Linked DNA regions of Mus musculus: region 2 is linked to region 1. Evidence: chromatin loops called from intact Hi-C (ENCODE). Cell type or tissue: left cerebral cortex. All regions are shown on one strand. Each heading gives the region's core, and the rest is flanking DNA. Links, peaks and the distances in the headings are about the cores only.

The links. Hi-C counts contacts between places; a loop is a spot of excess contacts. Peaks named below come from ENCODE experiments on the same cell type or tissue, not always from the same donor. Only the 100,000 strongest peaks of a DNase experiment are listed, where the experiment ranks them.
Region 2: a loop joins it to region 1, with 1.9 times the contacts of the local background. A loop is called at or near these places in 4 of 42 quality-filtered maps.

Annotation. Positions count from the first base shown.
Region 1 is chr2:90,518,303-90,533,715 of GRCm38, reverse strand. All of the region lies in intron 1 of Ptprj (protein tyrosine phosphatase, receptor type, J), which reads left to right. Among named protein-coding and RNA genes, the nearest start is that of Ptprj, 55 kb to the left of the region's middle. In left cerebral cortex, for the core only: no CTCF peak of the experiment used is centred there; DNase peaks (open chromatin) are centred at 6,457, 6,907, 7,665, 10,208 and 1 more place; H3K27ac peaks cover 1,825 bases.
Region 2 is chr2:90,571,342-90,586,754 of GRCm38, reverse strand. Ptprj (protein tyrosine phosphatase, receptor type, J) reads left to right here and starts at 6,160. Exons shown (of 24, transcript NM_008982.6): 1 at 6,160-6,599. The coding sequence starts at 6,504. It overlaps Gm46752, which reads right to left and starts at 6,000. Exons shown (of 3, transcript XR_001783391.2): 1 at 5,839-6,000; 2 at 5,385-5,644; 3 at 1,766-1,805. In left cerebral cortex, for the core only: CTCF peaks have their summits at 6,322 and 6,955; DNase peaks (open chromatin) are centred at 6,971, 7,200, 7,523, 8,637 and 3 more places; H3K4me3 peaks cover 3,360 bases; H3K27ac peaks cover 2,859 bases.

The sequences.
Region 1 (15,413 bases), core at 3,165-11,164:
TCTAGGTACATGGAGATATTGCTAGTTACATCATGGAGATGAAAAGCTTGAGGACTCTATTTCTTAGGTTAAGAAATGTTTCACACACATGCACACACACACACACACACACACTCACACACGCACTCACTCTGGAGAGGGGTAGTTTGAATTTATGTGAGGACCAACTAGGAAATGTTTATTGACTCAGTAAAGGTCCTATTGTTTTGATTGGGTCTGTCAGGATTTATTAAATGCTGTCAGGAGTTGACATCCTTATTAGACAAGCCTTTTGTGAGAGACACAGGGTTGATGGATGGGGGCATTGTGATGGTGGGAATTATGTTATAAGAGATCTCTTTAGTATCTTCTTGGTCATATGAGTTTTATTTGCCCACTAGGACGTGACAGAGACTCTGAGTAGTCAGAGAAAACATCCCCTATGTTTTTCTCATGAATAGGACACTCTGTGTTCTGGATTGTGGCTCACTGGAGCCAGCACGTGGTGTCTTTTTTTCTAACATTGAACCAGTAGGCTTTCTCATTTTGGGGTTGTCAAGGGGAAGATCTGTGTGTCATGGAAAACACCACCTCCTCTCTCAAGCTTGAGAAAGTTTGTTTTGAATTACAAGAGTAATTTGTCTTTTTAAGTGAAGTCCTGGCTGAATTTGAACTCATTATGTAGACCAGGTTGGCCTGGAACTCAGAGGTCTGCCTGCCCCTGCAGGATTAAAGGTGTGTGTTACTGTGCTCAGATAAGAGTGCTCTTAACCAACTTAGTAGAAATTAATGTGTAAAGCCAGTGGCATGTCTTGGAGATATATGATGTATTCCATGCTGGGGAAGAGGGCAGCAGTTGAGAGCACTGGAGGACTATAGACATTTGTAAAAATAGATCTGTAGCCCCAGTGTGTGTGTGTGTGTGTGCCCAATGTAAAGAAGAAAAAGGGAGGAATGTAAAAAGAGGAGTAAAAGAAGAGAGAGAAGTGGGGAGAGAGAAAGGGAGAGGATGTTGTTTCAGAGAACAGAGCTTCCCTAAATGTAAGACTTATACAGATATCATGAACAATATCCATTTTGAGCCATGGAATCAGGCTCACCTTTGACCTGTTATGAAAGATTTCTAAGAGTATATAAATGCAGTTGATGTGCTTTCTTAGAGAAAGAGCACACCCCTACAGCGTGGGTTTTGACCTGCCAGGCCTGGAACCTGGTCCATGCACAGACAGTGGTCTTTATAGCCTTTGATTATCTTTCTTTTAGGCAGGACTTTCTATTTTGGCCCCGTATTTAGCAATGAGGTCACATTTAGTCAGATCTTGTTCTTTTCCAAGAGAACAGGACCACACCCCTCAGGCCGGAAGGACGCAGGCAGAGGCCTGTGGAGACCAGGGCTTCTTGGCTTGAGGGTGGAGGGACTAGAGAGTTAACTAATACAGTCAAGAGCCTCAGTTTTTGTCCTTAGGGAGAAAAAAAAATTCATTGTTCAACTAAGTAGAACAAGTGCCACCTGTATGAGATGGTGGGCGTTCCAAGCAGAATAGGGAAGGAAATGGTTGAGGTTCTATTTTATCCTTTCTTGAGTTATTCAGCCCTCGCTGCACCTCAATAGGGATGGTTCAAGACTGGCAAGGTCTGATGAGATGGGTCAAGGGATCCTTGTGGACAAGTGTGGGAGTTCCCGGAGAGGCGCAGCTATAGTGGCATCATACCTGATCCTGGGCCATTCTACAGGGGGGGGGGGGAGGGGGAGGATAAGGACACGGGGCCTGGGGGAGGGTGTAAGCGACTCTGTCAATACCTTTCTGTTTTACGAGTAGTTCTGAAGTCCATGCTGACTGGCTGGATGGTGGCAGTAAATCTTTGATGTCTTGAAAAAGGACCACTGTTCTTTGAAGAGAGTTGCAAGCCTTTGCCAGTGTTTTGAGACTGGGAAGTTCTAGTCCTAGGTGGTTAATTTGCTCCAAGGGTTTTTGTAGCACTTGGTGTGTTTCTTCTTCCTTGAGGACTGGGCTTGAGGGAAGGCCTACACAGTTTGTAGAGCTCAGGCCCTCAGAGTTTTCCCCGAGATGGTGTGTTATATTTTGGCTTTTCCACTTGTGTTTATTTCAAGGTTGCTCTCCAACCCTGTCCCCAGTGGGTTCAAACTAGTTACTTGCTCAGCTGGCTGTAGGGTTGACTGCCTCAGTGGATGCCCCCAGGAAGGTGGGAGGTGTGTCCTCCAGTGAGGACTACTGTACAGCTGGGAAGATTCACAGCTGCTCTAAGGTCAGTCCTCTTGGGTGGTGAAGGCCCAAGGGGCACCACAGTGTTTGGGTCTAAGCCTCAGTCTGAGTAGTTAAGGGTGGTGACCTATCTTCAATGCTTATTGGGTTGTTAGTGATGGTGAACAGAAGATTAACTGTTTATCACCTAGGTTTGGGATTTCATAAGAAGCCAGTCAGGTTGGTAGGCTGACAGCTTGGCTGCTTTTCTTTCCCATTCCCCACGTGAGGAAAGGGAGATGGTATAAGATCAGGAGCTGGTGTTTCTTCTGCAGCTCCCCCAAAACCAGGGTAAGGATAGCAGGCCAAGTCATCAGGACCTCAGAGACCAGCGTATGAGGGAGTAGGAGTGGTAACGGGGCGCAGCAGTGGGTAGTGGTGGGATAGAGGTCTTCACGGTTGATGAAGCTTTGTGTGTGGTCCCAGACAGCTTCTGGTCACAATAGGTTATCAGAATTTTTTTTTGGGGGGGGAGGGAGGGGTTGATCTCACATGCTTGCTGGGACTTTGCCTGTATCACTGCCTCCCAGGGTCACATCTGCTATCCAAGTACCCCCCCCCCCCCACCTTGGCATGTCTATCATGTTCTTTCCCTGCACAAATGGTGGGACTTGGGATTTTTGTCTTAGGGAACATTTTTGTGTCTTGGAGGGTTAGCTTGGATTTTGACCTTGTACGTGTTACAGGTGGGCTGGTTTTGGTCTGGGAGTCTGCAGAGTCTGTTTTGTCAGCCAGTGGAAAGAGACCCCAGAGAAGCTTTGGGAGCTGGGCTCCTGGCAGAGTGGGCCTTGAACTGCTTCTTCACTAGAGTGCCTTCAGTGCCCATATGAACCACACTATGAACTGGACTGCACCGTGAGCAGTGCATCATCTTCTGAGATGTACGTCTTTGTAGTTCTTGCTGCATGGAGCCTGGTGGCAAGCTTCTCTTTACTGTCTCCTCACCTCGTCCAAGTAAAAACCTGGGGCTGCCTGCTCAAAATGGCTGCAGCTCTCAGGGATCTTTCTTATGAGAATTGAGTTTGTTCCCTTTTCCTTGGCTCCCCTCCTCTCCATCCTCTGGTCTGATGGGGACAGAGGAGACTTGCTGGGGTACCTGAGTTAAGTAGAACCCACTTTTTAGACTCTTGCTGTGGCCTTGTCTTTCTTATCAGCTCCTCTCTCTGCAGGCCACAGCCCTGCTCTGCTGCCTTCTGCAGGGGTGAGGGAGTACCTGACAGGAGTAGGAGTTTACGTTTGTTCTCCTGGGTGGAGGAGATCAGGATGCAGATGCCATGCATGTCAAGTACAACCTCTTTGTTTTCTTCCTGGTCTCTCTGGAGCTCTGCCCGGGCAGTACTGTATGGAGGCCTAGGGCTAGCATTGGCGCATCCCCTGGCTCGTTCAATCCTCATGCTAAGAGAGCCTTGTAATGTCTCTGTCTTAGATTGGAGGAAATGGACGACAGAACTCCTTGTTCCAAGGGTCACTTTCATTCATTTGTTCATTCCATGGGCAATTATGGAGTCTACTGTGTGCTGTGCTCTGGCTTCATATTGGCTTTGGTAGATAGGAGTGACAGGCTCTCTGGTCTCAGAAATCTGAGGGTTTCTCTATGAGCTCACAAGCAAACTTTGAAAAAAGTTTAAAGTTGTACCTGGCCTGGTGGTGAAGCCTGTAACCCCAGCTGCTCAGTGTGCTGAGGAAGAAATGTAGAAGACAGAGCAGGTTCAAGATTGGCGTGAGTGATTTATCAAGACTCCGTCTCAAAGTAGGAAGCAAAAAAGGGGCTCAGTGGCTCTGAGACAGTTGTTCAGTTCACCAATTGTGCTTGCTTTGAAATGTAAAGATCTGAGTCTGGCTCCTCAGCACCTACCTAAGAAGCCATCTATGGTGTGTCTCTAACCCGGTGTTGAGACGGAGGAGACAGGCGGACTCCTGGAGCTTGATGGCTGACTAGTTTAGCTTATTAGTGAGGTCCAGGTTCAGTGAGAGACCCTGTCTCAGACATTAAGTGGGGGATAGGCTGAAGAGATGGCTTAGCGATCTTACAGAGAGCTCAGAGCAGTTCCCAGCATACACGGGCAGCTGGCAACCACCTGTCACTCCAGTCCTAGAGGTTCTGACACCCTCTTCTGGCCTCCATAGGCACTGTGTGCATATGGTGCTCATATATACCGGTAGTCAAAGCATACACAACAAGAAAAAAACATTTAAAAATGTAGGGAGTGACTGAAGAAGATACCCAATGCAGCAGAACTCTGGGACACAACACACAAAGCCACGAAGGACATTAACACACACACACACACACACACACACACTCACACACACACACACAAAGTGAATAAATAAGTAGATAGAGACTGTGGTAGGTGGTAGTCCTCCGTAGTAGAGTGTTTGCCTGGCATGTGTGATGCACCTAATTCCCAGCACCACAAACACAACTGTTTGACTTCGTTAACAAGCCAAGGGAAGCCCATGACTGAGCTTGTAAACGAGACTCAGAAGAGTCTTGAGGTCTGAGGCAGCAGAGGATGCTGTCTGATGAAATGCATTTGACTGTCTTCATGCACATTTCAGTTGGGGTTTGGGCAAAAGTTTATTAAACTTGCTGAAAGAACAAACAGAATGAATAAGCAAACCCAACAACATCAACAACAAAAAAACCAAACCTGAAACAACCCCCCCCAAACAAAGCCATAAGTAAAAAATAAACAAAGGTCAGGTGAGATGGAACCTAGTAGCCTGCTGTATGGCCATCCTGTCAAAAGCATCAAACAGCTACCATCCCTGAAACAACAAAACAAAACAAAACCTCACCAAAACACTTGAAAAAGTTTCTAAACTGGACCCGGTGGCGCCTGACAACAACCCTGGCATTCAGGGTTCTGAGACACGAGGCTCTTGAGTTGAAGGCTAGCTTGGGCTGCGTAGTGAGATCGTAGGTGCTGGTGGATAGCTCAGAGGTAGAGTACTTGGCTTTGGGTTTGATCTTAAGCACTGCACCTGCCCTCCAACACAAACACATATAAGGAAACAAGATGATTTAAAATATAAACTTCTCACATCCTTGACTTGCATTACTTTTGACTCCTGATCACATTTGTAGAAAAATGGAAGTGTGGAAATTCCTCCACTGCACGTGAACATGAGGGCGACCTGGGAGGGTGACTCAGCCTGGTGGGTGCTCTGGTAGTTCTTCGGAAACAGATTTTCCACTGTGCATGCAGTATGCACTTCTCATGGGGCTTTTGTGGGGTTCCGAGCTTTCTGGGCTGGCTGTTGCCAGTTTGATGGGGTTCTAGTCATTAGTGGCTGTCTTGGGGGATGCTGTGGACGTCACTGTCCATGTAACCCAACAGATGTGTTGAAGGGGTTTAGGGTCTCATCTGCTTCTGTTTCCTTGGGCACGTGCCTTTACCAGCTGAGCCATCGGCTCTGAGGAACTGTTTTTTTTTTTGGTGGGAGTACTATGTGTTGTGTGTTTGTGTGGTGTGTGTGTGTGGGGGGATTCATGTGAGTGTGCAGACCAGCTTTGAACTCCTGATCCTCCTTCTCCATTCAATGTTTCTTCAACTATAAAAGAAAACTACTAAAAAATATGTGCCTTGGGGCAAGAGACATGGCTCAGTTAGTAACAGAACTTGCTCTCCAAACATGACGACCTGAGCTTGGATTCCCAGGACACATATGAAAAGCTGGACATAGCTGTACGTACTTGAAACCCCAGCATTGCGGCAGAGACAGGTGGATTGCGAGAGCTCACTGGCAATCCAGCCCAGCTGAAATTCAAGCTTCCCACTCAGTTAAGAGACCCCGTCTCAAGGTAGGAGGGCAGTGGGTGACAGGGTGCCTGATGGCGTGGGCTTTGCATGCACACATGTGAGTACACATATTGGCATACTTATATGACAATTGGTTGTCCCCCCCCCCCCCCAGCCCTCCTCTCAAACCAAATCAACCAGACAAAAAAACCACAACACAACAATACAGAACATTCAAAAATCTCAGTAAAGTCAACCGTTGCCTGGGTAGTCGGGGAGTCTCCACTTTCTCCCAAAGAACATTCGTTGCTTAGAGTAAATTTTCACTGATGTTCAGAGTCAAACATTTTATTTCTGAGCCTTCCATTTTGGCAGGGCTCAAGCCTGCACTGGTAATGTTTGGTGCTGGGTAATGCTTTGTTTTGGAGGCTGTTTTATGCACGGCAGGATGCCAGCAGCATCAGAAGCACCCCTTTTCTACCCAGCCCAGTTGTAGTAACCGGAGTGTTTGCAGGCATAGCCAGATATGCCCAGTGGGTTAAAATCTCACTCAGTGGAGCACATTGAGTTATAGCAACAATGTCAAACTCCACACTGGGGTACTCAGTGAATGGAGACAGGCCGAGTACGTTTGACACGGAGACTGGCTTAAGAAACCTGGAAGACCCTGTTGTTTTAACTATAGGGCTCTGTGGGGAATGGCAGCTTGACACGGACCTTATGTGAGGATGGCCTTTTAGAATGAAAATTAAATTGCAGCAGAGCCTGCCTTTGGAGGCCTCATCTGTGAAGCTCCCTTTTTAGGAATTTGCAGAGAGAGAGGGAGAAAAAAAAAACCCTCCTAGCTTTAGAGTTACTGGAGCTTTGTGAATAAAAGTGCTTTTTGTTGAAGAGCCAACCGAAAGCTGGAAGGTCTTTCTTTGAGTCCTCTGACACTCAGGAAATGTACAGCGAGCTGAAAACATTCCTGTGCTGTGTGGAGCGAGCACCCTGGCGAGCCTGCTTTTCTGGTTCTATAGCCTCTGCAGTCAGATGGCTTGTGAATGCGTGGTTTTGTGGCATGTCACAGAAGTATGCTGGTTTTTGTACACAGAGCTGATAAAGCCTGCTGTGTTTTATCAACTATGGTTGCGTTCTTGATTAAGTTTATTTGTATTGTATTGTTTATTGGTCTATGTGTATATGTGTGTGGGGGCAGGCAGGTCGATGTTACGTGTCTTCTTGTATTACTTTCCACATTATTTCCTTAGACCGTGTTTCTCAATGAGCTCAGAATTTACTAGTCTGCTGGATTGGCTGGCTAGCAAGCCCCGGGTCCTCCTGTCTCTGCCTTTTTAATGTTGCATTACCATGGTTCTGTGAGAACTCAGGCTTCACACACTTTATAGACAACCATCTTCCCAGCCCTTACTTTTATTTTTGAACCAAGATTTCATGTAGCCCAGAGTGGCTTCAAACTCTCTCTGTAGCTGACCTAATTTGGCCCTTCTGCCTCCATTTACCAAGTGTTGACATTCCAGGTGTGTGCCAGTGTGCCGAGCTAAGTTTATTTCTAAGAGCAGTTTTAGGCTTACGGCTGCGTTAAGTAGAAGAAATTTCAGAAATTTCATATCCCCTCGTCAAACCTACAAATTCAGCAACCACACTTGGCACCATCCATTCAGGATGGCAGATGCAGCGACTCTTCCGCAGTGCCGTTATCTCGCAGACGCCCTGGTTCACTTCAGGGCTCACTTGCGGCAGTGTGCGTTCTGTGGCTTTGGATAGGCACGTAGTGGCATAGGATGGTGATTCCTTTTTCCTGAGTTCCTTTAGGACCCACGTTGGCCCACACATCCATTTGTCAGAATGCCTCAGTGCCTGCTATGTACCAGGCTGTTTTTGAGCCTTTGAGCAATTATTTGGAAAGTTAATTAAACGTCAGTCAGAGGCTTTGGTCATGGCTTGTGCTAAGAAAATGTAATTTCTTAGCTTCGCACACAGCAGTAAAAGCAGAGGACTTACTTATTTATTTTTGATGATAAGCTCATTTTCTCAGTTTGGTGAAGTAGAGCTGTCTGGTTCGGTCTGAACCAGGGATTGGTGTGCTCTCTTCTGTAGCAAGCAGCCTTTTTTAGAGGCTACCTCCCTGTTCTTATCTTTGGTATAACTGGTGGGTGTAGCTCTCCTATGAATCTTGGTACATCTAACAGGGTACCTGGTGGACATTTCTGTCTTCTCATCCGTGTACCACAGCTGCCGCGGGGAAATGGCCAATTAACTGATGACGTCTTTGATTCTGGGGTACCTGTTTTTGTTATTCCCAGGGCCTAATAGGAATAGCTTCCATCCAGGGCTCTTGCTACTGTTGGGCTATTAAGTGGGGAAAGTTAAGTACCTGGCACAAGGTTATCTTAGGTGAAACTGGACTGAGGTTCAGCCTTCAGCTACCCACGAGCCTTTTCTTGCCTCTTCGGTGGTTGTTAAAGATCAAGAACTTAGAAAATGAAGGAGGATGTTAATGGAGAGATGACATTTACAGATAAACACTGTCCACATCCACATTCTTGCTGTATTTCTTAGGGTTTTATCCCCAGAGCACATTATAGACATGATTGTATGGTATTCCTGAAGTGATCATATGACAGAAATGATTCTTTTGGTGTTCTATTATGAATGGTTTCTCTTATTGGTAACTTTTTTTTTTAATACCCCGTTGTTAGTAGTTAGCAGTCTAGAACATATTTTTTTTTGGTAAGAATTTTAAGTTTACCAGTCTTATTACTCTGCATTTCATGATTTTGGGCATGTCATTTTCATAAAAGGTTAGGTATGAAGTGCTACCGTGAGTGTGTGCGTGCGTGTGTGTGTGTGGGCGTGTACGCACTGAAGCATGCACTGTGTTTGAGTGTCAAGGCTCTGGGGTGGTGGTGGTGGTGGTGGTGGTGGGATCCAAGCTAAAGCCGGAGGACTCTTACATTTGGTCTCCAGGTCAAGCTACTTGAGATCTTTTTGACTTAGAGGAAGTTATTTGATTATATTATTTCCACTCCCATACATAAGGAAGTATGGAAGATGTTTTTTCTCCTGATGACTTTGTTAACCTGCAAAAGTGGAAAAATATGCTCCTTTTTTTCCTAGTGACTTTCAGGGTTCTGTGAGGTGGGACTCAGCTGATGGCCTATGTCTTTATGGTTCTATTTCTGCGAGGCAGCCCCTGAGCTCTGGGCTTGGCGTAATTACTCTCGGCTTTTCACAGCATCCCCGTGAGGGCCATGAAGGAGTTAGCTCATGGGCCATATAATAGGACTGGGATTTAAGGCCCAGCTCCTGTGCGTGGGGCTCGGGAAGACTCTGTATGTTCTGCTCTGTCGTCGGGTTCCCGTGTAGTTCCTAATTGGTGATTTTCACACCCCATTGGGCATTTAATGCCAGGAGGCCTTCTGAGGGTGCTATTGGCCTTGGGTGGATTGAGGCCAGTGATGTGGCTTAGAACTATTTCCTCAGCCGCAGCTCCTGCATTCCCAGTGTGTGAAGTTCAGGGATGGAGACACCCTATGGGAAGCAATAACCGTGAAGAAACTGTGCTTTTAGGAGGCAGCCAGGAGGAAGTGGGAGCAGGTGTGCCTGGCAGTGTGATCTCTTCCCAATTTCATCATCTGGAACCAAGCAGCTAAACTTTTTCAGGTTAGAGGTTAGGAGATGTTTCTTCTCTGGCATCGTGAGCATACATTCTGGAGTTAGACTCCTTAGGTATGCATCCTTCCATCCCCGCAGGCTTTGAGGAAGACACTCTCATCTGAGCATCATTTCCTTGTCTTCTAAATATAGTCACATGGCCAAGACCATGATGAGCCCTGGGACATTGAGAGCACTGGGAAATGAGCACCCATAAATGAAATGGATGAGGATGATGGAGGGTGGTACTTTAGCGAACAGTCAGGTAGCAGGCTTGCTCCATGAACTTCAGTTGCATTTTGAGAATTGACCTGTCTGCAAATCACATGCCACATACTCTGTCTGTATTGCCTGATTTTAAATGGACTCTTCTCTCAGGTGAAGACTAAGACTTACAGATGTTGGAAGACCTGCCCAGTGTCTAAGTGGTTTATCACCATCTTCTGACTTTGGTATCATTTTGAACCCTAAATGTCTGCCGCCCCTGTGGTCTTGCTGAATACACTGGGTCTCCCGATGTTTCCCTTGCTGATGCCTTTTCATGGGAAACGTTGAGTGGGAGCTCTGACTCAGACTGGTGCTGATTCTGTATTACCATGGAGTCTGTTTTACACCAGAACAAGTTAATAAGCCTGACTGTGAATTTCATCACTGGTAAAGTCAGATCACCTCTGGTGTCTCCCAAGGTGTTTGGGAGGATGAAATGAAGGGAATAAATGTATCTCCTATCTATCCATACTCCACTATGATGCTGGTGCATGTAGGGACTCAACATACACCAAGGTGTGTTTATGAAGTAATATGGAGCATGTTTTTGCCTGGGTGATTGCCTGTGAGCATGGAACCGTAATTTTTCATGTCTTCAAAGCCCCAAATCTCTGCAGGTCTCCTAGGTAATCCTATCCTATCCTATCCTATCCTATCCTTTTGCTTGCTTTTTTTTTTTTTTTTTTTGTCCTCTGTTCTTTTCCCTTCCACCCGTGCTAGTCTGATTGTCCTGATAAGTTCTGGTCTGGGAAGGCTTAAGGGCAGGTCTTGTGACGGACATGTGAAGTAGAGCACCATGACATGTTCAAAGCACTCAGAAGAGCCCACGGCACTCTATTTCAAGGAAACTAGCTTGCCAGGCAGGCTGGTACACAAGGGCCTGTCTGCCGTTCCACATGCAGATGGGTTTGGGAAAGTTGGGGATGGTGGTGTCTGAGAGTGCCATTCCACAGGTAGGCCTCCCGGTCAGGTCTAGGAAATACCACTGTGACTCTCTTATCTTTGGCCCCGGCATTGACCTGGGGATTTTTCAGGACTCTGCTTGGCTCGGCCCTGCTAATGCTGGGTCTAACCAGCAGTGTTGAAGATGTGCCAGGGTACTCTGATCCCTTTCCAGGCTTTGCGAGTCTGTTTTTCCAGCTCGGTTACTTGCTGGCACACATAGGTCAATATACAAGGTGTTCTTGGAGACGCCAGGGCCTAATGTTGACTTTTGCTTCCTGGGATGTGTTCTGTGGAGGAAGTGGGTTTTCAGGTGGTGGTGGGAATGGGATGTGGTCTGGAGTGATTGGTACTGCACACAGAGAATAAGGTTAGCTAGGAGGGGGGAGCTTCCCCCTGCTTTGTGCTCTTGGGCTGAAGTGCCTCAAAGGGAGCTTTGTGAGTTGGGGAGGTGCCCTGAATTCTGTGTGTAATTTTAACATTTGAAATAGCAGGCAGAAGCACACGTGTTCGCTTTATTGCATATACTTAATTTATTTCTGCCAAAAATGTATAAGAAGCAAGTTCAAATCCTGACTTTGACATTTATTTGCTAGTTGTGTGAGCTCTTGCCATTATATTTAGCCTTGCTCTCTGAGCTTCGTGTTCCTGGGTTCAAAAAAAAAAAAAGCAGAACAAAACTCATAGTTACAAGGTTTTCTTGCATAATTGTCTGTAAAGTACTCAGTGTACAGTTCTTGCTACAAAGCAATTTGGTAATGGTAGCTTTTATCCTAATTATTAGAGAGGCAGTTGGGTATGGTAGTGATGGTGACAGTCCTGGCAGTGACAGTTACTGAGTGCTTTCAGTGTGTCAGCTGTTCTTCCAAGTACTGTGTATCAGTTAGCACATTTAATCCTCATGATAACCCAAGGAAGTAGATGATGTCATAACCTCTTTATTGATAATACATGCAGGCACAGAGAGGTTAACTAACTTGTCCACCATTGACTGGCTAACGAACAGAAGCAGAGTGGGGCCTTTAGAATCAGAATGTCTGGCTGGCCCAGTTGCATACCTTCTGGTGGGGTGACCAACCATGAAGTATTTAACCATCAAATAAACGCATGATACAGAACCTCCACCACCCTCAGACATTGCTGTCTAGTGGCGTTTAATAGTAGTGCTTAGGCCTCATTTGCTGATTAACTAACTAGAGAGGTGAGTCTGAGGTTCCAAAGAGTTGTGAAAGTCAAGGTAGATGTTATTGTCAATGTTTTTGACGTGCTTAATGTTGGAGTTTAAACAACACCCCCATATCAACGACCTGAGAGGCACAGTGTAAAAAACAAAGGGAGAGACCAAACACTATCTTTATTACCCATAGCAGCTCAGGTGGAGGCTATGTCTTAGATGTGAACCTGAGGTTCAGTAGTGCACCCACCAGTCGTGGGTAGAGCGCTAGGATCGGTAGTGGTATGGATAGTCACAAGTAGATATTCACAGAGGAGATAGCACACTCTTGCTCCCTGGGAAGATGGAGCACGTACAAGGTGGAATTTTTGTGGGAAGTTCCTCATATCTGGAAACCAAAAGATGCCAGTTGTGTAAAGGAAGGCCTCGGTCCTCTCCCTTGAGAACAGGGACACAGTTTGTACCATTGGGCCCAGCTTGTTTCTCCCCTCAGTTCCTGGCCATTCGGTTCTTCCAGTTGTTCCTAGGAAAAGCTTTGGAGTCCTCCTTGAAGCCTGTCCTATGAAACCTGTATCCGGCCTACCTACCTGTCTGTGGGCTTGACCTACAGAGCAAATGCAGGATCTGAACGTTTCTCATACCTCCTGGCTACTGCTTGGGTCCAAGTCATTGTCACTTTTGGTCTTGATGGCCACTTATCTGTTCTCTCTACATGTGCCACAAACCCTCTTGTGTCTGCTTCTACAAGGCAACTAGAATGCCTTTTTTAAAAATTGAAATTGGATTACTTATTTTTCCTTGAGCTAACCCTCCATGGTCCTTATTTTCCCTCAGGGAGAAAGATCCTTACAAAGCCTGATACAATCTGTCACTGTCACCCTTACTTCCTCCCTTCTTACCTGCTCTGAATGGCGCCAGTGGCCCTGCTACCTCCTAGACCATGTCAGTCTCTTGAATGCCTTTGGGTTACTCAGAACTTCCCCTAAAGTATAGCTAGTCCTTAACTTGCAACAGTTTAACTTAGATTTTCTTTTTTTGGTGAGAGGAGAGGCTTGAGACAGGGTTTCATGTAGCCCAGGCTGGCCTCAAACTTGCTGCACACTGGAGGGAGGGATGTTCTTGAACTTCCGATCCTCCTGCTTCTACACTGAACATGCTGGGATTACACGAATGTGCTACCATATCTGGTTGCAGTAGAAATAAGAAAGTTATTATGTGCCTGTGCATTTTCATGAGCCATGATGCACGTGTGGAAAGGTATAGCCTGTGGATAGTCAGTTCTTTCCTTCTACCATGTGGGTCCTGAGCATGGATCTCAGGTCACAAGGCTTGGTTATGAGTGCCTTAACCCACTGAGCCATCTCACCAGCTCCCAACTCAGCGTGTTTTATGATAGTGTAAAAGTGCTACACATTCAGGGGAAACTCTGGATTGTGATTTGTGATCTTTCCCTTGCTTAGTGATATAGAGTTGAAGACTTTTTGCATTGCTGCATTGAGCAGTGGTCCATAGCTCCCAGCCAGCCAGATGAGATGGCCAATACTTTATCATCAGTTAAGCCCACTGTAGGTGAAGGTAGGTGTCCACAGCAGGTTCGAGGTAAGCTTGGGTATTTGGTGGTGCAGGTGTTTTAGTGTTATTCAGCTTTAGATTGTAAAGGGTTTGTTTGGGCATAGCCCACGTCCTGCAGCTCCCTCGAATTCCTGATCGATCTTTAACCCTAATCTATTTTTACCCAAAGCATTGATTTGTCTCTGTTATACAAGTGTTGCTCCTTTCTAAGCGAGGAGTCAGGTTGCTTGAGGAAGCTTGCCTGCTTTGTTACCTATTGTCTCTCTAGCCTCTGTGGCAGCACCTGGGTACGCAGGAGGGTCAAGAATAAAACCCTATGGTCAATTTTGGGGGTTGTGCTCTGTGTATTTGGGCTGGAGCAAGACAAGCTGGCCTATAAGGAGGTGTCCACTGGCATCCTCTTCCTGATCAATGGGTAGCTCCTGTTGTTAAGTCCCTTTTAGGGATCAGGCAGAGAAAGGACAATTCATTAGTGTAAGGTTGTGTTTCCCCAAGGTTGTGTGCCTGCTGTGCCTGGTCTTACAGTCTGTGTTCCTATGAACTCTTAACCCCAATTCCTTCTGTCCCATTGGCTCAAGCCCTATTCTTAAAAGAATAAGAATGTAGTTTGACTGGGGTTTTCAAGGAGCTTTGAGCATAGTTTTTTTTTAAAAAACAAACAAACAAACAAACAAACAAAAAACAAAACAAAACAAAAAAAACCCCAAAAACCTATGAGCATTTAAAAAAACCCAAAAAACCAAAAGGTCTCATGTATCTCAGGTTGGCCTCATTATTTAGCCCAGGATGACCTTGAACTTCTGACTCTCCTGTCTGTACCTAAATGTTGGAAATATAGGCATTCACCACTGTTCTCAGTTTATATGACGCTGGGGATTGGACCCAGGGCTTCATGCATTCGAGGGAAGTACTCTACCAACCTAGTTATATCCCCAGCATCCCATCTTGCTTTTTGAGTTATTGCTACAGTGTAACTAAGCCTTCAAAAATGAAGATTGTCAGGTCTGCAAAGTAGATGAAAATATTTATTTTTTATTTATGTGTATGTATCTCCGAATTTATGTACCTGTGGAGGCCAGAGGAGGCAATAAATTTCTGGCAACCGTAGTTGCATGCAGTTGTGGGCTCCCTGATGTGGGGGCTGGGAACTGAACCTGGGTCTCTATGGAAAGTGGTTACTGTGTTTAACTGACAAGCCATCTCTCTCGCCCCTATGAAGTAGCGTTTTAAAAGCGACTTATTTATTTTTATTTTATGTGTATGAGTATTTACCTGCATGAATGTGTCTGGTGCCTGTGGAGACCAGTCCTGGAAGTGGGCTCTGTGGTTACTGAGACTTCAACTAATGAATCATTTGAATGCAGCTGTATTTTTGGATTCATTGTGGAGAAGCCCCTTTCAAAGCCTGAAAGCGAGCCGCACCAGAACCTTCTTTCTCGTCTAGTGAACCAGCATTCTGCAGAGACACAGGTACTGCCTCTTCACACTGCACAGGATCAGAAACAATTTTTTTTTTAAAGTTAAAATAATCCAAGCTTGTGTTGCCACACAAACAACAAAGTAGGCCAGGACATTCGAAGAGCCAGTGTTTGCTCTACCCACCCACAGACTTGGAAAGATGCAGAACGGGAGAAGTCGGAAGCCAGTGAGGTAATGCCAGCTTCTTTTAGTGGCTCCCTTTAATTTTAGTAAGTCCGGAAGACGATTGGAGGCTGATGGGTGTTTTAGTAGGACTAACACCTCAACAATTTCTTTTAGGAAAAAAAAATTCATTAAAAAAAAAAAGAGGAAGAGTACCATAATCCATTAATA
Region 2 (15,413 bases), core at 3,159-11,158, 53 kb before region 1:
ATTGGTCAGGAACCCATACTATTGACAGGCAGACTTTAGAGGTTGTTTCTGTTCTCAGGATACCTCTGCCTCTGCTGTATGTCCAGCCCCGGCTCTTGTGAGTAAAACAGATGGCACATCCAGGACACAGCATTCCTTTGCTGGCTCAGTTTGTCTGAGTTTAGTTTGTTAGTGTGCTTGTTAGTCTGTTCTCTGGGGTCATGATAAACACCCAAGACAATCAGGAGGATAGGCACATTTTGGCTCCCAGTTTCGGAGGCTCCAGTATATGGTCACTTGACCTTTTTGCTTCAGGCTTGTGGTGGGGCCACGAGACATGACCTAAGCATGGGGTGAAAGAAAGTTGTTCATCTCAGAACCTCAAAAGTCTCGGTGTCTCTTTTGATGGCATGTCCCACTGGCCTTAACTACATCCACAAGGCTCCATCTTCTAAAGGATCTCTCAAGGGCATCTACCATCTCTTAAGGGCAACATAGGTTGGTGTGGAATCCTTTAGCCTTTGAAGGACATATAAAAGCCAAACCATGGGATTCTCTAAACCTCTCTGCCCCTTTACAGGAGCAACTGACAATATTCTAGATGCCTTCTGCCCCAGCAGATGGGGCTGAGGCGGCTGAGGAAGCACACAATGAAGACTGATCCTCAGCTAACTTGAGGTGGACATGAAATGAGCCTTAAGTGTTCGAGATTTAGGAGGCTGTCTGCTGTGGCAGCAGCAGAACCTAGTCCATCCTGACCAATTCACAAACACCCCTCACTGTGTAGCCCTTGGCTGGCCTGGAACTCCCAGACATATAGACATGGCTGGCTTAGAATTCCCAGAGATCCACCTGTCTTTGCCTCCTGAGTGCGGGGATTTCTGACGTGTGCTACCTGTGGCCAATATATAGGATTTGAACTTGGTCCATCTGGTCCAAAAGACATACTCTTTTTTATCATATATATCTGCTCCAGATCATCTAGAAAGAGATGTTAAGACTTGAAAACATGCCCATAGCACTTACTTTACAGGAAACATTACAAGTGCTTCAGCTATTTTAATGCAACGCTGAGAGATATAGATGATCAACATCAGCATCTTCACTGATGATAGATAAGGATATTGGAGCATAGAGAACCTACGGAACTGTGTTCAGGATCACACAGTTAAGTCATGGCAGTATTTGAACTAAGTAGCTGACTCTACTGCAAGAATCATACATACACCTACTACATTTGGTTCCTAAAGGCAAAGCCATCTGTCTGTCTGTTCCTAAAGGCAAAACCATCTGTCTGTCTGTCTGCCTAATTATATACTTATACATATAATTAAGCTATCTGTCTTTCTATCTATCTAAGTATCTATCTATCTATCTATCTATCTATCTATTTAGATTATAGGATACTTTCTTCTCTATCAGCAATTATTGCAGATTATTTCTTATACTGATTTCAGAAACCTAGATATTCTATATTCCTAGCACAATGTGATTAGATTTTATTTTCAATTTGGAAAGAAGGGGAGTCGGAGACCTCTGGGCCTGAACCCACTCATCTTTTCTAGACTTTTCATCTCTCAGCTCTTCCTTTGTTTGAGGGGCTATTCCCACAGAAGGCTCCTCTGCATTCTGTCCCCTGCCTGCCACTTCTGGGCATTGTGCAGTTGTTTCAGGGCTGTCTTAGTCAGTGTTCTATTTCTGTGAAGAGACACCATGACCATAGCAACTCTTATAAAGGAAAGCATTTTACTGGGGCTTGCTTACAGTTTTAGAGGTTTAGTCCATTATCTTCATGGCAGGGAGCATGGCAGGATGCAGACTGGTACCTGAGAATTAAACATACAGGCAAATATGAAGACAGCAGGAAGAAAAAGAGACTGGGCTTTTCAAATAGTGCTACTGTCTGGTGACAAAGTGTTCAAATCTATAAGCCCATGGGGCTATTCTTACTCAAAGCACCACACAAGCCTTGGACAAAAGCTCTTTGTCTTTTAGGACCCGAGTTCCCTTGCTACTTCCTCTTTCTAGGTATTCGAAGACCATGGATCTTGGGTCTGTCTTGCCAGGGTATGAAGATCTTTGGTCCTCCTAGCTTTGAAGGAGGGCTGGAGACACAGAAGCAAGTGGGATTATCATGTCACGGAATGCAGGGGACCCTTGAAAGCAACGGCTGTCCCTCCTACATCCTTAGGTGGCTGCACTGAAAAATGTGTTACACACAGCTGACTCTTTGGAAGTCAAGCATTTTTTCTATAACACACACACACACACACACACACACACACGAGAGAGAGAGAGAGAGAGAGAGAGAGAGAGAGAGAGAGAGAGAGAGAGAGAGAGAGAGAGAGAAGTAAAGAATTAGGGAAATACTTAACGATGCAAATGCTTGAAGTCAGAAACTCAGAAACAGAAAAGGTCACCACGGCACTCCAAAGCTGTGAACTTGGGCAGGTGATTCAGGCTTTTGTGAGGGAGGAATTAAGGTCTGATAGATGAACATGGCATTCTAACTATAGCCCAGTAACTAGTCCACAGGAAACATCCTGTTCATATTATGAAGATAAAGTGCTACTTTTTCTTTTTCTTCTTTTTCACAAAGATTTTTTTTTTCCTTAAAGTCTTCCTTTCCATTCTGATTCCATTCAAGTTAGCAAGGCAGGAAGGTCTCAGGGCAGCCATGCCTGCAGCATTAGCTAATCAGACTCTCAAGAAACATTCCATTCCGCTTAGGAGGACCTTGGAGAATGGTTTGCTCATGGTGGCTTTTAAAGTACACAGAGGGTTGCCAGGCTGAAAGGACTCCCTCTGGGGCTGGTGACCTGGTTTGAGGCCAGTGCCCAGCAAGCCTGCCTCCTGCTGGGATGTAGGATGCTATTAAGGACGCGTCTTCCTCTTCTCAGTTGTGTGTGGGGTGAAGTGGAAGTCACAAATTCTATCTCTTAACTTTCTAAAATTGGTGGGAGACAGGCTTAAGAACACAATAATAAAAGCAACAGTTACAGACTGCCCACAAGAGCACTTGACGTCACCTTTTATCTGCAAACATCAAGAGGTGAGGTATTATGGCAGAGTGCCAAGAGAGAAATGGTTTCAGTTCCTGGTTTTATCATACACAGCTTCGTGACCTTGCATAAATAACTGGTTCTCTATCAACCATTTATTTTTATCTATCCATGTATCTCTTTGTAAATAATTATTATTAGAGACACGATACAGGTAGCTTAATAGAATTGTCTAAGCATGTTTGACAACAAGGAGTGCTCAAAGAGCTGGTTTAAAATACGAAGTCCCAGTATCACCCTATAGAGTTTTAAGGAAAGACCCAGTTGCCCCTCCAACCCCAGTCTTGCCAGTGTCTCCTCCTTCTTGTTCTGGTATTTTTATGTGCCTGTCCCTATAGTCAATAAAACTTTAGCCTTTGTGTGAAGGGGAAATGATAGAAAAAAGGTCCATTAGCATTATACTGTATATTCTCAAGGCACATGTATATATTGAACTTTGTAAAATAGATTTATTTCTGAAAAGCTGTTTTGCAAACAGAATATGGTATGAGTGTGTGTGTGTGCTTGTACATATGAGTGTATGTATGTGTGTTGTCTAGGTATATAATTAGTGTCTTATTTTGCTATTCAAAGGCATGCACTTAGTTTAATTAAGTAAGTACAACAGGAATGACTGCTATTTGCTGTGAATGCAATGATGAGCAAGACACAGGCCCTGTCTTTGGGCAGCTTACTTAGCTCCACGAGGACGGCAGTCAAATAGACAGAGGGGATCTAGCTCAGCTGCTAGGGTGCCTGCCTAGCATGCATGGAGCTGTGGACTCAGTCCTCAGCAGTGCATAAGTGGGGTGTGGTGATGCATGTTTACAGTCCTGGCACTTAAGCATAGAGAGAGGAGGATCAGAAGTTTGAGGTCATTCTTCAGGTATATTTGAAGTTAGGGGTCAGCTTGGGCTACCTGGGACCTTTTTATAAAACAAAACAACTCCATAAATTCAAAACTGTGGTTAAATAGAATTAAGCATTGGCAGCTATGGTTCACAGAAGACAAGTATATAACACCATTCTAACTGCAAAGAGAGACTGTGGTATCCCTTTGCCTAGGGAATGATTCTTCCCTAGTCTGTCTTTGCAAAGAATCCATGTTCCCCATCAGGTAACCACACATTTTAAGAGCCCCAGCTCCTACAATGTACTGAACATGCTAGGCATCGTGAAGATGCCACAGAGTAGGCAGAGGAGATGAGGTCCCGCCCACAAGGAGTTTCCAACTAGCACTGTTCAGGGTTCATTTCTCATACAGAGTATCAGTTCATCTTGATTTGTTTATTATGCACGTATTAACCCCTTCTCAGAGAAGGCTGTTAGTTCTTAAACGGTCACTACCTCTTAAATGGGGGCATACATTCTACCCAGTAGGAAATCAAAGGGCATGCAGGAGTTCATACCCCTGTTGACAGAACCAAGATGTGAATCTGTGGCAACTGGGATGGTGCAAGGTCTGTGAGGATCAGGGGCAGGTACAGTTCTATTAGCATTATAACTCCTTTCCTCTGGGCACCATGGAAGGTGCTTTATTTATTTATTTGTTTATTTTTATTTTTTAATTTTTTTGAGATGAAGTCTCTTTATGATGTTACCCCAGCTGTCCTGGAAATCACTCTGTAGACCAGGCTGGACTTGAATTTACCTCCTCCTGTTTCTGCCTCCTGATTGCTGTGACTAAAGCTGTGTGCTACCATGCCTGGCTGGTGTGAGTGCTTTTAAAAAACACCTGTTTCTGCCTCAAGAAGAGTGAGGCAGGGAGGAACATAACTCCTGTGGGCTGTGATAACCAGATAGTGTTTAATCAAATGCAAAATACCAGAGGACAGGTGCAGCCCCTTTCCCCTCTGTTCTCTGCGTGAAGCTGGGACTCTGAGGCCCAAGGGATGCCTAGAAGCAGGCTGGACACCTGGTGGTCTACATTCCAGTTCTCATAGGGTCCAGACTAGATTCACTTCACTATCTTGGCTGCTCAGGTCTTCCCAAATAGAACGCTCCTGTTTCTCTGTTTCTCAGAAGGTCAAGGTTGAAGAATCTGCCTTCTGATTTTTTTTTTTTTTTTTTTTTTTTTTTTTGCCAAGTTGCTCCCACTTCCTGCCACACTGCTCCCCTCTCTCTGCCCGGTGAAACCCAACCATCCATCAAAGCCCAGCTCAAGTGTCACCTCTTCCTTTGGTCAGAATCAGTCTTTCCCTCCCTAGCATGCCTTGGTTTGGTACTGTCTGTCATTACTTCTAGGTGCAGTAGATAGAGCTCTTTGGTTTCCTCTCGTGAGCCTGGGCACAGTAGCAGTATTCGTGGTAATTTGTAACTCCTTTCAGATCAGGACTTGTGATGACAGCTGCCAGATGGGCTCACCTTATGTCCCACCCTCTTTGGGACTTTACCCATGATCTCATTTAATCGCCAGGCAAGTCTCGGTAGACAGGTACCCGTAGTATCTTCCTGTTACACAGGAGCATAGAGTGGTCAAGAGAGGTGAGGCATCTCTCTCCAAGTCACACAACCAGGATTACACAGTTAGTATATAGCACAGCTGGGCTTGCCATATGCCACAGCTGGGGCTCTAATCACTGGACCAGCTTCTGTGCAGGCTCTCTGACTTCCTGGCCCAGCGTCTGGGGAGAGAACAGAATACATGGTGTGCTTCCAATAGTTTCGGGGGGTTCACCCACACCCTCCCCCAAAGCCCACCCACGGGCCAGGCTTCACCAGATTGCGGTCTAGAAGCAAGCACGACTGTGACCTGGGCAAGAGGCACGCTCAAGCCAGAGCCAGGGAGGGAGTCCCAGGCTGAAGAGTCCCTACTGACCCATCCATACTAGCTCGTGGCTCTGGAACAGTGGAGCAGCGTCCCGGGTCCCGAGTCCCAGGAATGTGGGAGGGCTAGGCGGACAGGGAGGGGGCGCTTCCTCCGGCCGCGGGAGGGGAGACGCCAGAGCGTGCACCGGGCTCGCCACCGCCCACTCCCCGCCCGCCGCCAGCTCGCTGGGGGCGGGGGCCGCGGCGAGAGGGCGGCGAGGGGCCGCGGAGCACGGCAGCGGCCGGCCCGCCCGAGCGGGAGGAAGCGATGAATATTCAGAGGGGGAGGGGAAGAGAGGGGGCCGAGCGCTCGGCGCGGCTCCCTGCAGCCGGAGCCGCATGACGCGCGGAGGAGGCAGAGGGAGCAGCCGGGGCCGCGGGAGCCGGGAGCTGGGAGCCACGCGCGGAGGGTGGGCGCCGCTCGCTCCGCCCCGCGAAGCCCCTGCGAGTCTAAGGCCGCGGCCGCTCCGCGCCAGGCGCGCTAGGCTCCGCCGTGTGGCCGCCGCCGCCGCCGCTGCCATGTCCCCGGGGAAGCCCGGGGCGGGCGGAGCGGGGACTAGGCGGACCGGCTGGCGGAGAAGGAGGCGGAGGCGTCGGCTGGAGACGGAGACGAGGGCGCCCGGCTTCGGGCACACGGCGGGGCGCGTCCCGGGCACGTTCCAGGGCGCGCAGGGCATGAAGCCCGCGGCGCGGGAGACGCGGACACCCCCGCGCTCGCCCGGGCTCCGCTGGGCGCTGCTGCCGCTGCTGCTGTTGCTACGCCAGGGCCAGGTAAGCTCTCGAGTGGGCCTGGGCGTGTGGTAGGAAGACGCGGGCCGAATTGGCATCGCCTGCACCTGCCCGGGTGTCACCCGTTCCAGGAACACCCGGCGAGGGTCTGAGAGATCGTGGTCCTGGGAGCCTTCCTCCTGGAGGAGGCTGGCAGGGATCTTGGCCAGCCTCCTGCTCCCGCCACTCAGCCCCTTCCCTGGCTCCCGGGTGCCAGGGGAAGGGCAGGATTCCGGGGTCCCCAGGGTGTCCCCCGCCGTGCCCGTTGACTCTTCCATAGAAGCTCCCGCATGGGCTGCAGGCGGCGGTGGCCCGGCCTTTCCCGGAGCTGGTCACGTCTGGCCAGCGCGGGCCCTGCTTGCGCGCCCGAAGCGGCCGGAGGGGGCGTGTTTGCGGAGGGCTGTGGATGCGGAGCAGGGACGGCCTGGCTGAGCCGAGGCCGACCTACGACCCGGCCTGGAGGGGCACGAGGGCTTGGACAGAAGGGCAGTGGCGGTGGCCGGGTGCTTGGGGACAGGCCCTGGCGCTGGGCGGTGGGCGAAGCGCCGGACTCAGAACCGAGGGCGCTTTTTGTGGGGGAAAGTTCCCAGCCTTGCCAAGGTGGCCGCTCAAAGGCGTCCCTTGAGGCTGCTGGCTCTGTTCTCATCATCGCTCCTGAGATAGTGCTGGCTTTTCTGGGTGTGCATTCGTGCTTTGTGGGCGCTAGCTATACCCCTCCCCTCCAGACTTTTCTTTTCTTTCTTTTTTTTTTTTCCTTGCTTCACTTTTTTTTTTCCGATAATGGTGGGACTCGAATTTTGGATCTTTTCTCTCAGTGGTATTTTCATGGCAGGGGATGTGATGCAAGGCAGCTGGGGGGACATTCCCATTTTGCAGATAGGGAACTGAGGGAGAGAAGTGAAAGAGTGGAATCACCCAGCTGGTGCTGCGGGAGCTGAGCAAGCGAGTTCTGCCTCACAGCCTTCTGGGAACTGGCTGTGGTCTTGAACTCTGCAGCTGAAAGTGGCCTGGAGGATGCTCTTGTCTTGCTTTTTGCTAATGAAAGTCTCACTTGCTTTATAGGTACCAGCTCTAAACAGACAGTGAGACACAAATGAAGCATAGGCTGGGGATGGAAACTGACTTTGAGAGAAAGCTTTGCACACACACAGACACGGGAGGGAGGGAGGGAGGGAGGGAGAGAGAGAGGGAGAGAGGGAGAGAGAGAGAGAGAGAGAGAGAGAGAGAGAGAGAGAGAGAGAGAGAGAGAGAATGAGAATATGAATTGTTCTAGAGGAAACATAGGCACTGGGGCAGCAGAGCAGGCGGGCAGAAGAAGGGAGCCTGAGTCTGGGCCTGAACTAATTGTCAGCAAGGGTAACTTATAGTTTCTAAAGCAGGATTTGCACAGGACTCGTGGTGTTGTCCCCAGCAAATAATTCTTTACTGGACTGGGTAAGAGCTGAGTCTGAAGAAGAACCAGAGTTGATTTTGCCCCTTTTCCCCAATTCCATCTTTAGCAAAAAGCATCTGCAGGAATGGGGGAGGGGACACACCATTTCATAGTAGAATTGTTTGAATGGCTTCCATTGAAGAGTGAAAGAATTTTGTAAATATATATTATATATGTACACCACTTTTCATATAAAGCCTTTTCAGATGGGATTGGGGATTTATTGGGGAACATTGTGGATGGGCTGTCTTCATCCTTTCCCTGTAGGAAATTCATGCACAGCAGTCTTTGACGTTAAAGAAAAAGAACTGCTTCTTATTTGAAGTTCCCCTTCTCCAAGAATTCGCTATGCAGACTAGGGTGGCTTCAAGCTCATTGAGATCTGTTTGCTTTTGTGTTCCATGTACAGGATGGTGTGGTCTTGAAATTCTCTTGAACTAAAATTTATATTATAGAAACATTTGAGCTACATTTCTCTTTAGTTTAATTTGATTATACATATGTATATGTATGTATCTGACTTTTGTTTCAACAATAGTAGAAGTTGCAAGCTGTGCTTTGAATCAGCAAAAAGTATCTTGGGTAAATTTATCTCTTGCCCAATCCTTCCTTGTGTTTCTTTAGCACATTGCTACCCTCCGCCTGCCTTGGGTTTGCTTATTTCCTTCCTCTAGTTTGTTCTGTAGAAACTCGAGAGTCCTGTCTTCATATTCTTGTTTTTGTATTTGTTACAAAATAGGAAATATAAAAGGTTTCATGAAGAAATATCTCCAAAAACAATCCTTTTCAGCAGTTTCATTTTGATATGGACTCTTGCAGGGGATCGGCACCTTCTCTCTCTCTCTCTCTCTCCCTCTCTCTGGTGCTGGGGATGGAACCCAGGGTAGGGGATGCGCTCTACCACCAAGTTACATTCTCAGTTTTAGAGAAGCCCTGCGCTTTTGAAGTGACTCAGAGACTGTGTCAGGGGCAGATAGGATGGGTCATTGAGTAAGAGTTCTTGCTACACAAACATGAGGATCTGAGTTCAAATCCCTAGGGCCAGTGTAAGATGTGGAGTGTGGTTGTGTGTGCCTGGAACGGGCATACTCTGGGGTGTGGAGACTCACTGGGGCTTGTTGGCTGCCCAGGAAGAGACCCTGTCTGAAAGGAATACGATTCTGTGTCCTCTGCCCAGTGCAAGCACAGGCATGTGTATCCATACACATGTACATATTATACTGAAAACACATAGACCCTTATCCTCAGCCTCCCCCCCCTTTAAAAATAAGCTCCCCTCCTTTTTTTTTTTTTTTGGACAGGGTTTTTTTTTTTTTTTTTTTTTTATGTTGCCAGCCCTGGCTGGTAGAACTCATTATATAAACCAGGCTGCCCTTGAACTCACAGAGATCTGCCTGCCTCTGCCTCTCAAGTTTTGGGATTGAATTTGAGCACCAGCATGCTTGGTGCTAGCTCTGGTGGTTGAAGACAGCTCCAGCCCTTCAAACCTCTTAGATGAGGACATTGGACTTGAGAGAAGAGGTTATTTGGCAAGATAGGATTATAAAAAAGCCAAGAGTAGAGCTTGAGTTACCAGTCTGGGCCTAGGCTTTTTGGCTGTGTTTTCTCTTCGAGCACAGTGCTGTGTTACTGTATGCCCCAAACTGCTTACAAATTGAGTTTAAGAGTCAATTAGAGCAGGCTTACAATTATCTCCAGCTCCAGGGGCTCTGACCTTCTCTTTTGATCTCCACAGGCACCAATACAAATGTGACAGACAGTCACATAGTTAGACACACATACACATCAATAAAAGAAAAATAATAAATCTTTTAAAAGTCAATTAGATTTGAAATATTTTTGATTTGTGTGTGTGTGTGTGTGTAGAAAGTAAGAGGGAACTTCTTTGATGGCTTCCCTAATGTTGATTTTTCTTTTCAGAAGAGGCTTTCTTATTTATTATAGTACAAGCAACAGAAATGGGGAGGGAAAGAAAGGAAAGGGAAAAAAAGGTCACAGAAAAGACCCAGCTCTGTTTGGACACCGATGAGGACAGGGCGTGGAAGCTGGAAACTGAGATGCCGGAAGCATCAGTACTTAGTAGGCCCGGAAAAGCCATTTTTGAAACTAGCATCTCACTCCCTTTCTCCAAGACAGGACGGGCAGTCAGAGATGACCCTAGTGCAAGGACTTTCATGGGTGTGCTATCTTAACTGGTCCATTTCTGAGTGCATTCGTACTCTCTAGTTTTGGTTTATGTATGTATTAGGCAGTGTGGCAAAGTGATCTCTCCTTCCTCTCTTGAGACATATAGTCCTGTTAGGTTCCTTAATCAGCTTGACAGCAGTCTGTATTAAAATAGATGCTGATGATAGCGACAAAACAAAAACAACTGGTAGCCACTTGGTCTCACAGTGTTCCTTTTTGCTTTGTCTTGTGTCATTTGGTGGGTGATAACTTTGTATTTTTATGTCTTGTGGCTAATCTATAAGCCTGATTATTTTCCTGCTTCAACCAGAGTACACACACTAAATATTTTGGCTCCTCTTATAACTGCTTTTTAAGTTCTCACAGGAGTGACTTTATTTTTGTTTTGCTTCAGAACAACAAAGGAAAACCCAACCATTCTGTTTTGTTTGCAGACAGTTTAAGAAAACAGAGCAAATTGGTTTATGGTTAGTCTGTGACTTTGGGCTAACTTCAAGTTCAGCCCCAGGACAAAGATGACCAGGAATACCCAAGCTTTCCTGAGCAGAGAGAATCCTGGCTCCAGAGTGAGCAATTTTGGTCAGCAAAGAGGTTATTTAGCTCCTAAAAGTAATGCTTGAGGCTGGGGCCGAGTTTCTGGATGACTGTAGGCCTGGCTTTAGCCAGTGCATCACGAGTAATTACTTCTTAGTTCATTCACTTCTTGGCCAGGGGAATTATTTTGAGTGGCGGATAAGATGCAATTTTCTGTGTATTTCCCTTTTAGCATCATGCCACCGATAATATTATAATTAATAGGTAGCATTAGGTGTGTCGGGCACTGTGTTAGGGCTTTTAATGAACTGTCTCATTTGGCCATTTCAGAAGTTCTGGTGGTAGCTGCTGCGCATGTTCTCAGTTTATGATTCCCAAGTAGAGCCAGGTTGCTCTGTTGCTCCAGTTTCCTGTTCTGTGCTGTAGAAGTCCTGGTGATGTCGAGGTTTTCAGTGTGTAACTGAGCATCGATGCCAGGCTTTTGTGGCAAGAGATAGGCTTGAGGGTCCCGAACCTTGATAGGCCTGAGAATTATTTTGGATTCTTTGTGTCCCAAATTATGTCACACCTTCAGGCCCCTCATGGCTACTTCTGTTTCTTTGAAGCCTGAGTATGTATACAAAGGCACACCTGCCTTGTGTGGGTAAACTGAAGTGGAAGAGCCTGGGTGTGGGCTTGCTCTGCCATTCAGTAGTTACAAGAACAAGCCAGTCACTCTCTGTGACTCTTCATTTCCTTATCTGGGAGCTGGAACTAATACTTCCTGCTTAGCTGGGTGGTGGGGGGATCAAATAAGATAGAAGGACCGCTGTCAAGTAAAACCTGAAGCCTGATGCATTTGTTCGAAGTGGTTGCTGCTGTTATGTGGGGGCATTTCAGGGTAGTAAGGGAAGAAATGGGACTTTGAGTCATTAGTTCCCAGAACAAATATTTGTTAAATGTTTCTCCAAGGTGTTTTATCTTTTTGATGTTAGGTATTATTTTACTTAGCAAAACAGTATTTGTAAACTATATCAAGCCCATGATTTTATAGTCAGACTAGGCTGCATATGGGCTCATAATAAGGAAATTTGTTTAAATATAATAGTGAATCCCGAGGAAGCAGTCTGAGTAAATGATCTTTAGGTGTGAGGTGGTTTTGGGAAACTACACAGGTGATAAATGCTTAGTTTGGGGCCAGTCCCAAAGCCAAGGCGATTCTGGGAAAGAAGAGATTGCTTTCTTATGGGCCGTGAGGGTGGGGATGATTTAGATGACCAGATACATAGTCACAGTGGCGATGTTGGCAGTGCGTCATCCCTGAGGTCCCTTTAGAGAGAGAGCTGGCGCTGGACTTGCCAGAGAAGGAATGGTTGGTGGGTGGGTGGGTGGGGGTGGGGGGGGGGTGGGCAAAGAGTCCCTGGGTGGAGACCTGTGGAAGTGTCAGAAATCTCTGACTAGAGAAGTCTACCGCGGGCTTATCACCATCTGGTAGGGCTGGCTTTCCAGTGCCTTTTCTGGTGACCCCTCAGAGGACAGGAGATGTAGGAAACTTGTTATTACTTCCTTATTAGTGACAGCTGTAGCCGTCCTATTGTCTCAGAATTTCCATGGCATGGAAATGCCTGGGTTGGGGGGTAGCGGCGATGAGATGGCCGAAGCGAGCGCGCGGCTCCCACAGAACCTCTAATTTTAGACATGCAAATAATTTTCAGTTCCACTTTTCCTTCTTCCTGTTAGAGGGAAGCCGTACCCTGCTGCTGCCATTTCTGAAGCTTGTGCAGACAATGCTGGTATTATGTCACAAACTAGCTGCTTCTCCGGGGCAGGAGTGTGTGTGTGTGTGTGTGTGTGTGTGTGTGTGTGTGTATGTATGTGTGTGTGGTTATTTTCCTGGGTAGATGTGCCAGGGGCCAGCCCAGTGTAATTTCATGCCTTCTGAATAACTGAGCGATATTAAAACATGGCACCGGCATGAACTTTATAGCGATGCTGTCTTTCTTTTTGACAGGTAATGAGACTTTGAGTAGAAGGAAAGAATTGTTTCCCTAAAGGAGTGAAAACGTGGGATTTTGTGTCGTTTGAGTTGTTTCCTTTAGTAGCCCTTTTTTATTTATTTCTGACCCAGGATATCACTGTGTCTCCCAGGATGCTCTTGAACTGGCGTTCCCCTTGTATCTGCTTCCTTAGTGAGCGGAGGTTTACAGGTGCACACCACCAAGCCCAGACTTCTCTTTCTTCCTTCCCAACCCCCACCCCCTCTCTCTTTCTTCTTTACACAGAGTCTCACAGTATAGCCTTTTGTTAGTCTCAAATTCACTATATAGACTAGTCTGGCCTTGAACTCATAAAGATCTCCCTATCTCTGCCTCCCTAGTGCTGGGAGGAAGGGGTGTACCACCTTGCCCTGGCATACTCAGCTATTAATAAACTCTTTAGAGTGGTTTTTTTTTTTTTTTCTTTTTCGTGGTGCTGAGATTGGAACCCAGGGCCTCTCATGTACAGAGCAAGCACTCTCTACATCTTTAGCCCCTGGACTAGTAAAAATCCCTTGGAAGCCCAGATTAACCCCCCCCCCCCCGCCCCAGTGTGAACCCGTGTACATTAGACCCTCCATTTCTGTGTTCTTGCTTCTAGGGTCCAGTCAGACGTGCTCAGCTGAGGCTAGGATTACTAAGTAGAATATTTTGAGAGAGCAACCACAGTCACATCATTTTTGTTAGAGTGTATTGTTATAACATTCCATTTTTATTAGTTTATTATTGCTAATATCTTACTGTATCTAATTTATAAATCAAATTTTATCATAGATATGTCTTGTTACAAAGATTATTATATATAATGTATGTGGAGGTCAGCCATGGCTTTAGGCTCTGAGAGTCTTGGAGTGTCTCCTCCATGGGAAATGCAAGGCTACTGTACTGTAGGCTCAGAAAGCTATCAGTCCTATTTAAAGATAGAGTATTTATTTATTTATTTATTTGAGGCAAACCTTGAATTCCCAGATATGCCCCTGCCTCAGCGTCTGGGAGTATACTACATGCCTTGCCAAAACAGACTTCCAGGAAAATTTCTTCTTGTGATGAACAGGTGCTGAGAGGTAGAATGGTCAGAGGTTCTTCATTCTCAGCTACACAGTAAGTTTAGGACTGGCTGCATTACACGCCATGTCTCATGCCCCAGTCCTGAAAATGGTTCTGTGGGCTGGCCATGTAGCATTTGCCTAACACCAGGTTTGATACCCAGCATTTCCCTATAAACACTACATTTTTATTTGTGTGCATGCGGTGTGTACACCATGAAGCATGAGTGGCAGTCAGAGGAAACAGGAGAGTTGGTCCTCTCCTTCTACCTTGTTAGTCCTGGGGTTCAAACTCAGGTCATCAGGTTTGGTGGCAAGTGCCTTTACCTACTGATCCATCCTGGTGGCCCATACAAGCTACTTATAGAGCATATTATATACATGTTATGCTTGGTACGTAGCCTCCTAATTTATCCAGTTATTTTGGAGATTATGCCAGTTTTTAACCTGTGTAAACCTATTCTTTTAACTAACTTCCTGAAAGCCAGCCATATGGGCCTTCCTTCCCAGTGGGCCCTCGGCTGTTTCCGTGTGACCCCTCCCCCTCCCTCAAGTCCTTCTCCTGGAATGCCTTTGGTGTTTATTTTTTGTAACTGTCACAGTAAAACACAACGAGTTAAGAATTATGGAAGCCTGGGGTGGTTGCTGTGAAAATTGCAGAGGTAGTAAATAGCTGAGAGGCTCTCCACTGGTGTAGTTCTGTCTGGTCCTAGGATTGCAGAAATAGGAGCGGCGGCACTGCTTAAAGCTCAGAGCTCTTGAATGGTTTTTGGAACTGTTGCCCCATTGCACCTACAAATGTGGGTGTAAAGAGACCTGCTTCTCCATACCCTCACCTGGGTTGAGGATTGTTAAACTTCTATGTGTGTGCAAATCTGAGAGGTTAAAAAAGTTTATCATGAAAATTGTTTGTATCTTTAATTTTGAGTTAGTTGAATATCTTCTTCAGTGTCTGGGGTGGGGTGTTTACTTGTTATTGACTCTTGAAAAAAAGAAAAAAAGAAAAAGAGAAAAAGAGAAAAAGAAAAAAAGAGAAAAAGAGAAAAAGAGAAAAAGAGAAAAAGAGAAAAAAAGAAAAAAGAAAAAAAGGAAAAAAGGAAAAAAAAGAAAAAGAGAAAAAGAAAAAAAGAGAAAAAGAGAAAAAAAGAAAAAAAGAAAAAAAAAAGAAAAAAATTCTTTTTGGGCCGGGGAGATGGTTCACTTGATAAAGTACTTGGCGTGCTAAAATAAAGACCAAGGAGTTTGGATCCTGGCGTCTGTGTAAAAGCCTTGAATAGAGGTCTGTGCTCGGGAAAGAGGCAGGGTGGAAGCAGGAGGATCCCTGGAACTTGCTGGCTTGCCAGTGTAGCCAGTGAGTGAGCTCTGGGTTTGGTTAAAAATCTGCCTCAAGGGCTGGAGAGATGGCTCAGCGGTTAAGAGCACCGACTGCTCTTCCAGAGGTCCTGAGTTCAATTCCCAGCAACCACATGGTGGCTCACAACCATCTGTAATGGGATCTGATGCCCTCTTCTGGTATGTCTGACAGCTATAGTGTACTCATATAAATAAAATAAATAAATCTTAAAAAAAAAAAGAAAAATCTGCCTCAAAAAGATAAATGTAG